2 separate regions of the Homo sapiens genome follow, and region 2 is linked to region 1. A link is a contact called in ENCODE Hi-C or POLR2A ChIA-PET data. All regions are on one chromosome and are shown on one strand. Each heading gives the region's core, a stretch centred on a gene start or an enhancer-like site at or near the end of the contact. The rest is flanking DNA. Distances are from core to core; before and after follow the strand shown.

What was found. A loop is a pair of places that touch in the nucleus more often than their neighbours do. ChIA-PET counts read pairs that join two places held with the same protein, here RNA polymerase II (POLR2A).
Region 2: a map of cardiac septum shows a loop between it and region 1 (3-fold over the local background). The contact joins the enhancer-like site here to the promoter of LINC02946 in region 1. A Hi-C loop is called at or near these places in 2 of 168 maps with a recorded cell type or tissue (cardiac septum and psoas muscle). POLR2A ChIA-PET finds 5 or more read pairs at or near these places in 3 of 52 experiments (BJ, WTC11 and activated naive CD4-positive, alpha-beta T cell).

The regions. Positions count from the first base shown.
Region 1 is chr2:105,606,421-105,612,739 of GRCh38, reverse strand. LINC02946 (long intergenic non-protein coding RNA 2946) reads left to right here and starts at 2,181. Exons shown (of 4, transcript NR_038891.1): 1 at 2,181-2,412. It overlaps LOC107985929 (a long non-coding RNA gene), which reads right to left and starts at 1,591. Exons shown (of 3, transcript XR_001739626.2): 1 at 1,461-1,591; 2 at 1,195-1,348.
Region 2 is chr2:105,694,476-105,701,497 of GRCh38, reverse strand. No RefSeq gene overlaps it. Among named protein-coding and RNA genes, the nearest start is that of NCK2, 47 kb to the left of the region's middle. RefSeq lists a silencer at 2,491-2,670. Within about 2 kb of position 3,482, at least 3 of the 41 ENCODE cell types and tissues checked have a DNase peak (open chromatin) inside an H3K27ac peak, as active enhancers do.

The DNA of each region.
Region 1 (6,319 bases), core at 932-3,431:
GCTTGAGATCTGCTTCTAACTAGGCAGGATCTCAGGTCCTCAGCACCTATAAACATGGTTATTGGCTAAAGATCTAAGGTTCCATGTTATGTCCAATCTTTTCTAAGCTGGAAACTGAGCAATTTTCAGAAAAAAAAAAAAAAAAAAAAAAAAAAAATGAACCTAGCTGGGGAGGGTGGTGGGCTCACATGTCTAGCACCCCCAGACAGAAAGTCTTAGCATTATACAGGCTGGTTTCTGTCTCTATAATCTCATCCCCTGTATTTTTCCACAGATGCTGTACTTCAGATTCTAGAATTAGGAGAATTTGACCAGCTTAATAAGTGTCCAAATAAGTGATTTCTACTCCCACTTCCTTAACATGCAATTGCCGAATAAACAAACCCACAAAGGCAAGGCAGCAATGTGTATTCTGAAACCAGGTTTTTAAGGCCTGATTTGGAGTTGTCTTCCTATTGGACCCCAGCTCTTGGGTTCAAAGTCGACGATCATTTGTACGAATGCCATGGTATATTTAAGTGAGTGGTTACAGCTGTTTCAGTTTCTTCCTCGCCAGTGTTTGGGGATCGGTGAGTGGGCCAAGCCAGGACTCACCCCCTGCAAGTTCACAGAGGCCTCAAACTCTGACAAGCAGAAGTTTCCATCTTAAAGACTGACAGGTATACCTAGAGATTGAAAATTAACATCCAGAATATTGCTTTCCCAAACATTATATGTTTATTTAAGACTCTGAATGCTATGTTGGCTCTAGCCTTGAATCTCTGCACATTTCAAGGGATTCTGTACTTCTTGATTACTAAAACATATGGAAATTGTACAAATCCAGCATGAAAGGCATTCTTTTTCTTTTTAAAGGGACTGCTTCTATATTCCACATTTCAAAAACCTCATCTGGGTTAGAAATGTAGGTATGTCCTTCACTGATGAGGTTTGGAAACATTTTGAAATCTCATTTTTAAACAATAAAGAAATATTTTTACGACACTTTAAAAAGTTTTAATTCTAATTGTTCATTATGTCACTAATGTGTCATTCGCTTGGCTATAGTAGTTGGATTTTTCTGAAACGTTTTGGTATATTATTTTCTTCACATTTGTGACTTCAACATAGTAACCAGATTGTCCTATATTTTGTTGGGTTCCTTTGTTGTAGTCTCTGAAGGCACATTTTTTTTTTCTTGTTCTCTAGACTCACCTTTTACTCCAAATTTCCATATTTCTCTTTATCTCTGATCCTCTTCTTGGGAAACGTGATAGAGGGAGCAAAGTCTGACAGGCTGATTTAGACATCTCAGAGGGTTGATTCAAAACAGTAGTTCTGTCTGTCAAACACACTTCAATGGTGCTGCCTGCAAATACAGAAGAGGGATATGGAATGGGAGGGCCGGGAAGGGATGGGAGCCCAAAGCCCGGCAGTGACCACAGAAGGATGAATTGCAGTGAATCCTTTATTTTGCTGACCTCTTTGCACAGATCATTTGTGTGTTGGTTCTGGTTTAATATTCCAGGTGACTCATGCTTGGGCAGATTCCCTCATCCCTGGTGCCAGCTTCCTCTGAAATATGCTGAGCATCGGCCTCACAGGTGTGAAGAGGAAAGGAATAATTAGAGATTATCCAACAGACTGTGCAGAGTGCTCCATGAATGTAAGGTACACAAATAAAACAAAATTAGCCAAATCCTCTCTGCAAATAAAAAAGTCATCCCTCCAATATTTGCCTAGAGAGGAGGCAGGCCTGACGGGAGAAGCAGGCGGCTTTGTCTGCGGAGCGTCCTCTCCCACCGACCACAGCAAATATTTCCTGTGCTTTCCGTCTCCAGGGTCAATTTCAGCCCTCTTACAAAGGCTCAATTTACGTTAGCAAATTCCAACTCATGAAAGCTCAGTTGTTCCCCTTGCAAACTAAAAATGGAAACCTCTAGTTTGCTGCTTTGGGCTGTTTAGTTGAAGGACGGCGTCATGGGGTTTGCTCTGTGTTCTGCGGTGTTTGAAGCAAAAACCGCCACAGGACCCTCGTGCTTCTGGAAGGAGCAGGCTTGCTCTATCTAAGCTGTCTCCTTCCGGTTCATATGACGGCAGCAAAGAAGTCAGGCCAAGTTCATTCACACCCAGACTGAGGCCCTTATCATCTGGGCTTTAAGAACTCTGTTTCTTGTTGCCATTATTCATCCTGGGAGGCATCCGGCTGCACCTCGGCTCCTTGCTTCCTCCGCCTCCCCATCTCTTTTAAGCAGGTTAGAAACAAATCAAAAGACTCATCCTTCAGAAATCTAGACACGAGGGAAACAGTGCAAAGCTAGTCTAACCTGGCCTTAGGATTTGTTCTGCTCAGAGCACCACCAGGCCTACTTCATCTGTCTGCTATGTTCTTCATTCTGTGCAATATCAAAACGGAGAAATATCCATCACATGGTAAGTTTAGCAACACTCTGCTCTCAATTAACAACGATAAAAGGGTGTGGCGCAGCATGCATTTCGCAGGGTCACATCGCAGAAGGTTTCATGCACAAATATCTCAGCTTATCTAAAGCAGAAAAGCCCAGCTGGGAAGCCTTGGCAGCCCACCTGCCTCGCAGGCAGAGCCAAACGCCCGCAAGAGAGGCTGCTGGTCCCATAGAAGGAGCAGAATTCTCTGCTTTCAGGACCTGGCCAAATGAGAGCCCTCTTCTGTCAGAATGTTCACGTAAATGGGAAGCTTGTATGAAGCCATAAACAAAATGAAAGAGAGGAGGGTGCACTTTCCTTGGGGCTCAGGTCAAAGGTCAAGTGGCCAATCAGCCAACAGCCTCCACTCACATAGAAGTGTGCCGGCTTCCCAGGCCTCGCCTCCCCCAAAGTGCACCCCCTGCTTGTTTCCAACATCCTCTTTCCAGGCCTCTTTGGGGTTTAGTCACAAGCGCTTGGAGAAGCAGTTGCTTGATGAGAGCTGCCTGTGGGGAGTGTAGGGAGGGGAAGGGTGCAGGCTAGAGGCCTGGGTAGTGAGGGTGACGATAGGGGCTGCGTGGCCCAGCCCCTGGGGCAGCGTGGCCCAGCCCCTGGGGCAGCCTGAGCCTGGGAAGATTGAGCACCCCACAACAGAGAGGGCCCAGTCTGAGGGCTCCAGAACATCTTGAGGAAATCACGGTGTTTAGTGTTATTTGTGAAAGCTTTGCAAATGCCAGTCACTCAGCAAGCCTGTTCATTTCCACGGTGTCCATGGCGAGGCAGGACTTCTGCAACACCAGGCAGCACAGAGAAAGTGCTTGGGATGCACAGGGCAGAGGGCAGCCTGCTGTTGGGCAGGGTCCTGGGATCCACAGGGCAGAGGCCGGTCTGCCGTGGGGCAGGGTCCTGGAAGCTGCTCCTCCCATCCTATCTCCATTCACACTCAAGAAAATATAATAATTGTCTTCTAAAGGGTATCTTGAAGGCCAAAGGCACCAATGTTTAGCCTTCTGGTCATCTCCAATTGTGTTTGTGAGGGAGTCTACCGTGGCTCCCTACTCCCACCCTTGGCAGAGTTGGGGACCCCCCTTTTCATGCTTATACATGAATATATGTTCCTGCCAGGAGCTCAGAAGTGCTGCTGGGAATAGAGGAGCTTGAGGTCATTGACCTCCTGGAATCCCAGCACTTTGGGAGGCCAAAGCAGGGTGACTGCTTGAGCCCAGGTGTTTGAGACCAGCCTGGGCAATGTGGCAAAATCCTGTCTCTACAAAAAAAAAAAAAAAAAAATTAGCTGAGTGTGGTGGTACGCATCTGTGGTCCTAGCTACTTGGGAGGCTGAGGCAGGAGGATTGCTTGAGCCCAGGAGGTTGAGGTTGCAGTGAGCCGAGATGAGGCCACTGCACTCAGCCTGGGTGACAGAGTAAGACCCTGTCTCAAAACAAAACAAAACAAAAAGAAAAGAAAAAGAAAAAAAATCATTGATCTGAAAAAAAGGTGCCCAGAATAAATCATAAAGGGAAAAGGCAGGTTTCAAAGTGCCATATGCAGTACAATCCAATCCTCGTGAAGAAAAAAAAAAACTGTGATGAAGAATTTGGAAATGTATACAGCAAAATCTGTGATCTTTATTTTTCTTTTAATAAAGCTATTCCTACTACCTATCCTCCCCCAAATAATTCTTTCATTGCCACTGTAGTAAAATATAAAAATAGGTATCAATAGATAGCAATTGAGTGTATTTCACAACAACGAGAGGTGGGCAACGCCTGGATGGCCATGTCTGAGGAGCATCACGAATAGGTGACTATGGACCTGCAGAGGAGAGGTTGGGGAGGGAGAGCATGGTATGCAGACGTACCTTCTCCACCCTGATTTGAGGTCTCCTCGGTAACCTGGGTCATAAAACAGAGTATTAATAAAGTTGGTGGATGGAAGAGCAAGAGCACAGGAAGGAGGAGCCAGAGGCAGTAAGGTCAGCTGTACACTCGCCAGAGAGTAAGTGCCAACAACTGGCACAAGCATGAACTGGCAAACATCAAGCTGGGAGTGTGGCGTGAAGAGAGGGGGCAGAGCAAACACAGGCTGCAGTGGACACATACACATATTTCTTGACTATGAGGATGAGTGAAAAGAAGAGGCTGGCAATTGTATGATGGTCTTCTGTCTTCATGCCAGATGGGCCAGGGTTCACCCAGGGCTGTGGTTTAGAGTCTTATAATCAAAGCAAGTGATAACACCTAGAGTGAAACCCCACAGGGCTGGGAGCTGCAATAGTGACATGTGAAAGCATAAGCTCTGGGGCAAAAAGCTTTTCCATCTCAGAATTTCTACTTCTTTTTTTTTTTTTTTTTTTTTTAAGATAGAGTCTCACTCTGCTGTCCAGGGTACAGTACAATGGTGCAATCTCTGCTCACTGCAACCTTCACCTCCCTGGTTCAAGCAATTCTCCTGCCTCAGCCTCCCCAGTTAGCTGAGATTATAGGAGCCCACCACCATGCCCGGCTACTTTTTGTATTTTTAGTAGAGATGGAGTTTCACCATGTTGGCCAGGCTGGTCTCGAACCCCTGACCTCAAGTGATCCGCCCGCCTCAGCCTCCCAAAGTGTTGGGATTACAGGCATGAGCCACGGTACCTGGCCTAAAGAAGCCTTTCAAAAATATCTCTGGGTCCAAAAAGCCTTTTGGTATCTTTTTTTGAAAAAAGCCTTTCAAAAGTAGTTCTGGGGCAAAAAGCCTTTCAGTATCTTAGTTGAAAGGAGAAAAAGTCAGGTTGGGACACTTAATAAAAATATTTAAAATAGGACAAATGAGTACAGAAAATAATATACTCTCATCATACCATTACCCAGATTTAGTAAATTAGGTTCAGATATTTTTTAAGGAATGGAAACTACAGATGCAATCGAATTGCCTTTGGCTTCTTGATGTCATTCCCTTCCTTCCCTCACTAGGAACTAACTATGCAGAGGTTAGTGAATGTTCTTCTTGATTATGTTTTTATACTTTTCCTATAGATAATATTGACATGTTCCTCAGACACACAAATATTCTTGATGAGATATAGCAGGATATAATAGTGTTTGCATAAAATAATGGTGCTTGCAATAAGCTTCTCTCTTGTGGGCAATATTAGTTTGGTTTTTTTAAAGTTCTTTATATCCATGAGGAGGGGAAAAAATCACATTTTGAAGAGAAGCCTTACCGATTCATAGATTTACGAGTTAAAGGAGATAAGAGATTCCTTTTGCAAAAGACATAATATACCAATTTTAAATAATTGGTTTAACTGATATAATTTTGCAACTTGCTTTTCTCCCACTTGACATTATGTTTTTGACATTCATTCATGATGAAGTATGCTGCTTTAGTTAATTAACTTTTAATCCTGTGTGATAAGTATAGTATTCTACTGTATAAATATACTATAATTTACCTATTTACTGTTAATGGACATTTTGATTTTTGCCTTTTCTTCTGATATAAGCAATGCTACAATGAGCACTTTTATACATGTGCCATCATGGCCAAGTGTGAGTTTCTCTAGCATGAACCATGAAAGCAACACTGCTCGGGTAGACGATACATACTCATCTTCCCCTTAACCATCTATTGCCAAATTGTCTTTCAAAGTCTTGAGCCAGTTCACGCTTCTGCCAGCAGTTTGTGAGTTCTCATTTCTCTACATCTTCATCAATACTTTTGAGTATAAACTAAAATAACTCATTTTTCTTATTACTAGTGAATAATCATGTTTTCATATATATAGGCTATTCAGTTTTTCTTTTCTGTGTTTTATCCATTTATATCCCTTGCTCATTTTTTCTATTGGCCTGTTTATAGCTTACTGATTTGTATGAATTTTTTACACATACTAAGTTCTAATCCTTTTCTG
Region 2 (7,022 bases), core at 2,233-4,732, 87 kb before region 1:
AGAGTTTAGAACGGAATCCAGGTCTCCAACTCCTAGCCACAATGTAGACTATCTCACTGGTATCTTCTGCAAGAAAAAAAAGTACTTAATTTGCAAGTTCTCAAACTTTTCTTCTACCAGAAATTAGCACTGTAGAGGGCAAATTAAACAGTTTAAAAATAATAAACATCAAAAGAGAACATGACCTAAGTTTGGAAAGAGAAATCTAAATTTGCTGCCAAGTGATGGCCTCAGCACTGAAGCCTGCTTGCAGCATCTGATGCAGCATGCTGCTTAGAATAGGCATCTAGTTCTATTTTTAGGAATCGCCCCTCCATGTCAAATCACGTAAAACACATTCCTGTGTCCTCAGTATTTTTTAAATGTCTCTGACTATTTTAGCACCTGTGGGAAGTCTTATAAGAAAAAAAATTGCAGGCATTGAAAAAATAGATTTTCGATTATATTCTGCATAGGTGGCTCACATCTGTAATCCCAGCACTTTGGGAGGCTGAGTTCGAGAACAGGCTGACCAACATGGCAAAACCCCGTCTCTACCAAAAATACAAGCCGGGCATGGTGGTTCATGCCTGTAATCCCAGCTACTCGGGAGGCTGAGGTATGAGAATTGCTTGAACCTGGGAGGTAGAGGCTGCAGTGAGCTGAGATTGGGCCACTGCACTCCAGCCTGGGTGACAGAGCAAAACTCTGTCTCAAAAAAAAAAAAAAGTTTAGATAAAAACATTAAAAAATCATTTCAGCTTTGTGGGTAACATGAAAATAAATATGCACTTTTATATGTTACTCTTTTTTCAACTAAAAAATAATTTGTGACATTTCAAAATAGTAATAATGTAATGAACATTTCTGTCATAGTAAATAACTTTAGCTACTCTCCCAAAAGTCATTGAGTATTTCAGAACTCCCCCAGGACTGAAACATGTTGCCAATGAACTTGACTATTTCAAAGACAATGTCTTCTAGTCCCTTGACTATGCTGTAACCATACAAGATAAGCTTCTCATGTCAATGAAAATTTACCCCTTGGAGAGATCCAAATAGAGATCTCTCTTTGGATGCAAGGTAACCTAATGAGATATTACAGATATAAGAGGAGGAAGATGGTGATGCAGCTACAGTTAAGGATTGTGGTGTCCAGAATCCACTTTAGACAATAATTGGAGGCAGAAATAGGATCACTGTGGAGCTCACAGGAAGGAGGCAATAGCGGTGTGGAATGCTGTATTTCATAGATTCCAACACATGCATATTTTCCTATAGTAACATCTCTGACGTTGTGATGTGTACTGCAATCAACAACACCTTCCAGTTGACAGCTTGCCACAGTTTATTTATCAGCGATTTTTTTTCTTCCTTAGTGGCACAGAAAATAATGGTGCATCTTACAACTGCTGGTGTCCTCAATGTGATGAAGAATGAATACTTATTACCAGTGAGAAAAGCATGGAGGACCTTAATGAGGGGCAGGTGGCCACTGTTCACACTCACTGTTAACAGTTAATTGTGATTATGGCATGAGAGCCTAGCACACAGGCTTCAGTGCAAGGTGAGACGGATATAAAGTGTTTGAGGAGGAGAAGGAAGGTAAAAAAAAAAGATGATGAGGCTGCCTCATTTACCATTAAACTGAGGAAGGATCTAGCCCTGGACTGGCATGAAAAATTGTCATATTGCTTCATCTCCCAGAACCAAAGAAGCTGTTTTTAAAAAATAATAAGCACATTCTTTGTATTTGCAGTACGGCCTGAAAACTAAGTAAATCAAGGTTTTCACAGAAAATGTTGAATTGTTTTGAACACAGCATTTGTACTTATTGATTGTGATTTGTAACAATTAATTAATACTCAGATGTAACAGCTAAACAAAACACTGCTCTTCTACAACATGATTATAGAATTGATTTTCTACAAAACATTTTAAAGGAATGTGAAGTTAAATAGCTAGGAAGATGTAAGGAGGCTGGGTTTAGAATTTGAACTGGAATCAATTCCAGCCTTTTTAATTTGGAAAAGTGGTGGCAGGATGCAAGTCTGTGGCACCAGAGACACTTGACCTAGTATCGCCCTAGCCTGCGCTTCCTGCACTGAGTGGGAAGTTGGATGAGAGGACTCAGGTCTTTCACTTGTACATGCCTATAGCATCATTGGAGACCGTTGTGTGAAAAAGCTGCCTGGGTCACCAACTCTCATATAAAGTAAAGAGGAAAAAAAATCCCACAGCCACTGGTCTTCAAAGGACAGACATGTGGACCTGGTTGGGATGGGGTTGAGGGCAGACTTAAAAAGCTTCATGCAAAGGCTCATCTGAGATGGGCTTTGAAGGTGGGACTGCATGACATGCTGATGGGCAGGACAGATGGATGTATTCCACAGAGGAGGCAAATCATGTGCTAATGCAAAGTGGCAGGGAACCTGATCTATAGGACAGTGGCCCTCAGTCGTGGCTGTATATGGGAATCACCTGGAGTGCTTTAAACAAGCCATGCCTGTGCTGGGGGCTTCCCCTGCCCAGCCAGATCCTTGCCATTGGCACGGGCTCTGCTGGTGCACAGTCATGCAGTTCTTCCCCACTCCAGGTCCACTGAGTCAGAATCTCAGAGGCTGGGGTTGAGACAGTGATATTTAATTTTTTTTCAAGTTATTCTATTCTGCAGTCAGAGTTGAAAGACTTATGACTTTTGGTACAGCGGGTAGAAAAGTGTAACTGAGGTTCAGGCTACGAGTTAGGAAGATCAGAGAGCAGAATGGAGAAGTGGATTGGGTTCATTTACCTGGGGGCATTTATCCTCATTTTGTTCTAGAAGGAAAAGTCAGGTCAAGAGACTGGTGATTCAGAGGTTGTGGTCAGCATTAAGGGACTCAAGAGATAATAAGGCATCGGGACAGTGTCAATAGGGAGCAGCCCCTCACCCCTAGATCTGGGGAAGGAAGGGGCAGAACCCTGGAGGAGGGGCCAGCCAGCAGGGCTGTGCTCTTGAGGGGATCCAGTCACTGCTCAGTAGCACTGAGCAGGGAAGTTGTGGGCAAGACAAACGCCACCTCTTTCTCTTCTTGTCCATCAATCTCTTGTTGCTTCTTCCAGTTGGTTGAGCCCAACCAGAAGCCACAGGGGAGAAAGCCCAGGCAATTCTGCCCTCAGAGATCAGCCTCCTAGAGCCCTGGGATGAGTATGGGGTGGGGTGGAGGGAGGCAAATGGATTATAACCAGCACAACACTAAAGGCACGGTTGGAAGTTTTGCCTAAATTCAATAGGCAATGGTAAACCGCTGGAGGCTTTTGAGTGGGATTGTGATTAGAGCCATGCTTTTAACATGTTTAAACTGTCATGATATTAAAATTAATGTAAGTGAGGGAAAATATTGGTATGTAGGTTGGTTAAGGCCAGGAGGAAGCAGGAGATTTCCTGCATGCACGCCAGCCTTGGCGCTGCTCTGCCAGGTCAGAGGCTCTCCCCAGGGCTGATAATGATGGCTGGGAGTGTGGGCGATCTGCTGGCAGCTGCCGTGACCTTGGCCTGCCTGTGCAGTTTGAGCTTGCTGCAGATACTCTATTCTGAAGAACAAAGCCCTGTCTGTTAATTATTCTTCCAGTCGCTAAGGGAATTAACCAAGGTTTATGGGATTGATTCAACTCTCATCAACATGAAAGCACTAGGAAAATGTTGGCGAACACACAGGGGCATGTCGATTCTGGATTCCTGCGTGGGACTCAGGAATGGATGGTTCCTTAAGGGATGTGTGGGAGGGGGGTCTTTTCCAACTGAAGCCACCCTGGGAAAATGCAGTGTTGGGAGGAGAATTCTGGTCCAGCAATGTGTCTCTCCACTTTTGAATGAGAAAAACTCCTCTGTAGGCTTTTCAGTAATGAGCATCTATGAATTGGGGAATCAGATTATCAGAACTGAGTGCCTGCGGTTGGGGATCCAATCAAGGCATCTTCTTTTGCCTGAAATGGGCTGGTGAAGTCTATTCATAAAGGAAGAGCTAACATGTAGAAGAGAGGGAAGAACTCCCAATGCTCTTCTTGGAGTAAGAACCAAACTAAAAGGGAATATTATACAGATCCTTGTTTTCGATCAACATGTGCAAAAACTCCAACACTCAAAGTTGCCCAGCAAAGGAAAGGGCTGTCTTATGAAATGGTGAACTCCTCATCTTTTTAAGGACCCAAGCAGATGTCTGGCAGCTACTTTTATGACTGATATTTTGGAAGGCATTCCTGCAAGGGCACTAGAGCAATGACCAGGTTAGGTGACCCTCTGTTAGGGACTGAATTGTGTTCCCTTTCCCATGCCAAATTCATATGTTGAAGCCCTGGGAACTCCTAGTAACTTAGAATGTAAACTTGTTTGAATTAAGGTCTTTAAAGAGGTAATTAAGTTACAACATGGTCTTTTGCATGGGTCCTAATCCAATGTGACTGGTGTCCTTATAAGAAGAGGAGATTAAGACACAGAGGGAAGACCATGTGAAGGCACAGGGGGCCTCAGAAGAAAACAACTCTGTCACCATCTTGGTCTCGGACTTCTAGCTTCCAGAACTGTGAGACAATAAACTTCTGTTGCTTAAGCCACCCAGTCTGGCTAAGACCCCCTCAATCTTTCTAAGAGTCTATTCTTTGACTTGAAAAATATTTAGAAAAGCTTATTCACTGGAGTTCGGAATAACACTACAGGATAACAAGTCCCGGTGTTTAATAAAACAGCAGGAGCCTCAGGCTGCAGTTGCATATTACTTAGCTTCCTAAATAATTGAAATAGGAGGGTATCACCGAGAAGAAATCACTTACAGGATATATTCATTCATTAAGCAATATCTGTTGTGGGCTTTCTGTGTGCCAATAACATCAATTCAAAGCCATAAGCAATCAGTTGGCCTGTTTGCAGAATGCAGAGAGATGACTGGGATTTACTCCTCAGAAGGGCAGGCAGGAATATCCAGGCAGGTGGTCGCTGGATATCTGGGTATCTGGGTATTAGGATGTATGAGCAAATGGCTCTTGTGTGAAAGAGAGAATTGGCTTTTCTCTGCATCTCTGTAACTAAGAACAATACAGAGAAGTTCTGAGAAGTAGATTTTAGCTCAACATCAGGGGACCTATCAAACTCTCAAGTTCTGCAATGCTGATACGGCTTCTGTTGGGGTGAAGAGGGATTTAAGTGTTGGCTTTACAATTACACATGGAGATGTTCTAGCATGGTTCAAGTATCAGAAGTGAGACAAACTAGAACATCTTAAGGAGCTTGCAACCTTGTCTTTCTATGATGTTTGAAGACAATCATACCATCATACTATCATACCATCCACAATGGTGTGATAGAAAGATGGAAGTGGGAAGGCCTCTTGTGAAGCCATTGAAATAACTCAGTGCTGAAAGCCAATAGATCTTCATGAGACTACGCCACGCAACTGGGAAGGAAGAACTAGACAGAGTGAAGACAAGTGGGCTCCCCAGCTCCATCTCCACGTCACTCTGCTGGCTTCCCCATAAAGTTGATCTGTCCGGTTTGCATCAATGGGTTCCATGCCTTCTGGCATCTGGTTGGCTTTAGCCAATGAGGAGCCCAGCAGGGGACTGGAAGGAAGGAGCAGGAAAGGGGTTGGGATATTTATTTCCTGGTTCCCCCCACATTAACAAAAAGGCATGATGGTCCTCTCAAAGTGGCCTGCTCCGCACGACTCTCTCCCCTCCCAGGCTCTGCGATGTCTCCCTCCCCTCCTCCCGCCAGGCCTGGAGGTGGGAGCTGGATGGCAGTCTTGCAGCTGTTGGCCTGAATTCCCGTGCTTACCCCTCATGGCTCCCTACCCTTCACCATGCCTTCGAAAAAGGTCCCTTTGTAAATAAAACCTCCTCCCATTATCCTTGTTTGAGTGCACCATCTATTTTCCTTCTTGTTTTTCCTGACCCCCACAGACTGTATGACTGGATTTGGTCAATGATAAATTTTGTGTAAATTAGTGCATTTCAAAATACACTTTTCGGGGAGTTGTGGGGATAGGGAGAGTTTTGTCTGTGGCTAATCAGAGCAGCTCCATTAACCTCTTGGGCTACTCTCTAAAATTCCATTTGTGGCGGAGCACAGTGCCTCACACCTGTTATCCCAGCACTTTGGGAGGCCAAGGCAGGTGGTTCACTTGAGGTCAAGAGTTCGAGACCAGCCTGGCCAACATGGAGAAACCCCGTCTCTACTTAAAAAAAAAAGTACAAAAATTAGCCAGGCATGGTGGCACACGCCTGTGATTCTAGCCGAGATCATGCCACTGCACTCCAGCCTGGGTGGCAGAGTAAAACTTTACCTCAAAAAAAAACCCCAAAAACAAAATAATAAAATTCCATTTGTATGAGGATTTTACAACTAAGACTCAGTGTGAAAGTTTTGGGCAAAAAATAAAAATAAAAAAACAAAACCCCAAAAATGATGCCCTAATTTTAAGTATGGATCCAGAATTGAAATCATCATCCGATCCTTGCTGCAGACCTCAAGTAACCCAGGATCTGGTCCATTTCTTGGGCTGTACCTTCACAGCACAACATAAAGTAGAGTCTTGGCACTGTTCCACTTAATTTGATAGATGTACATGACTAGCAAGGTAGAGTGGCTTAGTGTCTAAAAAAATCCATTTGCATTTAGTAATCTGTCTATATTAATCAAATCAGCTGGCTAATTGCCAAATCTCCCCTTCTTTCTGTATTACTTATGACCAAGATTGGATGACAGAACGCAATGGGGAGGGCAGAGAGGTTGACTCTCAGCCCACATCTTCATAAAGACGCGGTTAAACAAAACCTCCTTGACGTGCCTACCAAGCCTAGGAGAGCCTGCCATGAAATACCTGCTGTTAGGATGGCTCTCAGACCTGAGTCCTCCAGGATAGATCTTTTGGTGAGAATGTACTTTAGAAATCCTTGAGGGATGAAACTATGGGAACCAAAAAATATCTTCCTCCCAGTGTGAGTCAGCTGTGTTCAACTACCAAGGATGTCATAGGCAAAATTAGATGCAAAGCCTAACTCCACATTCA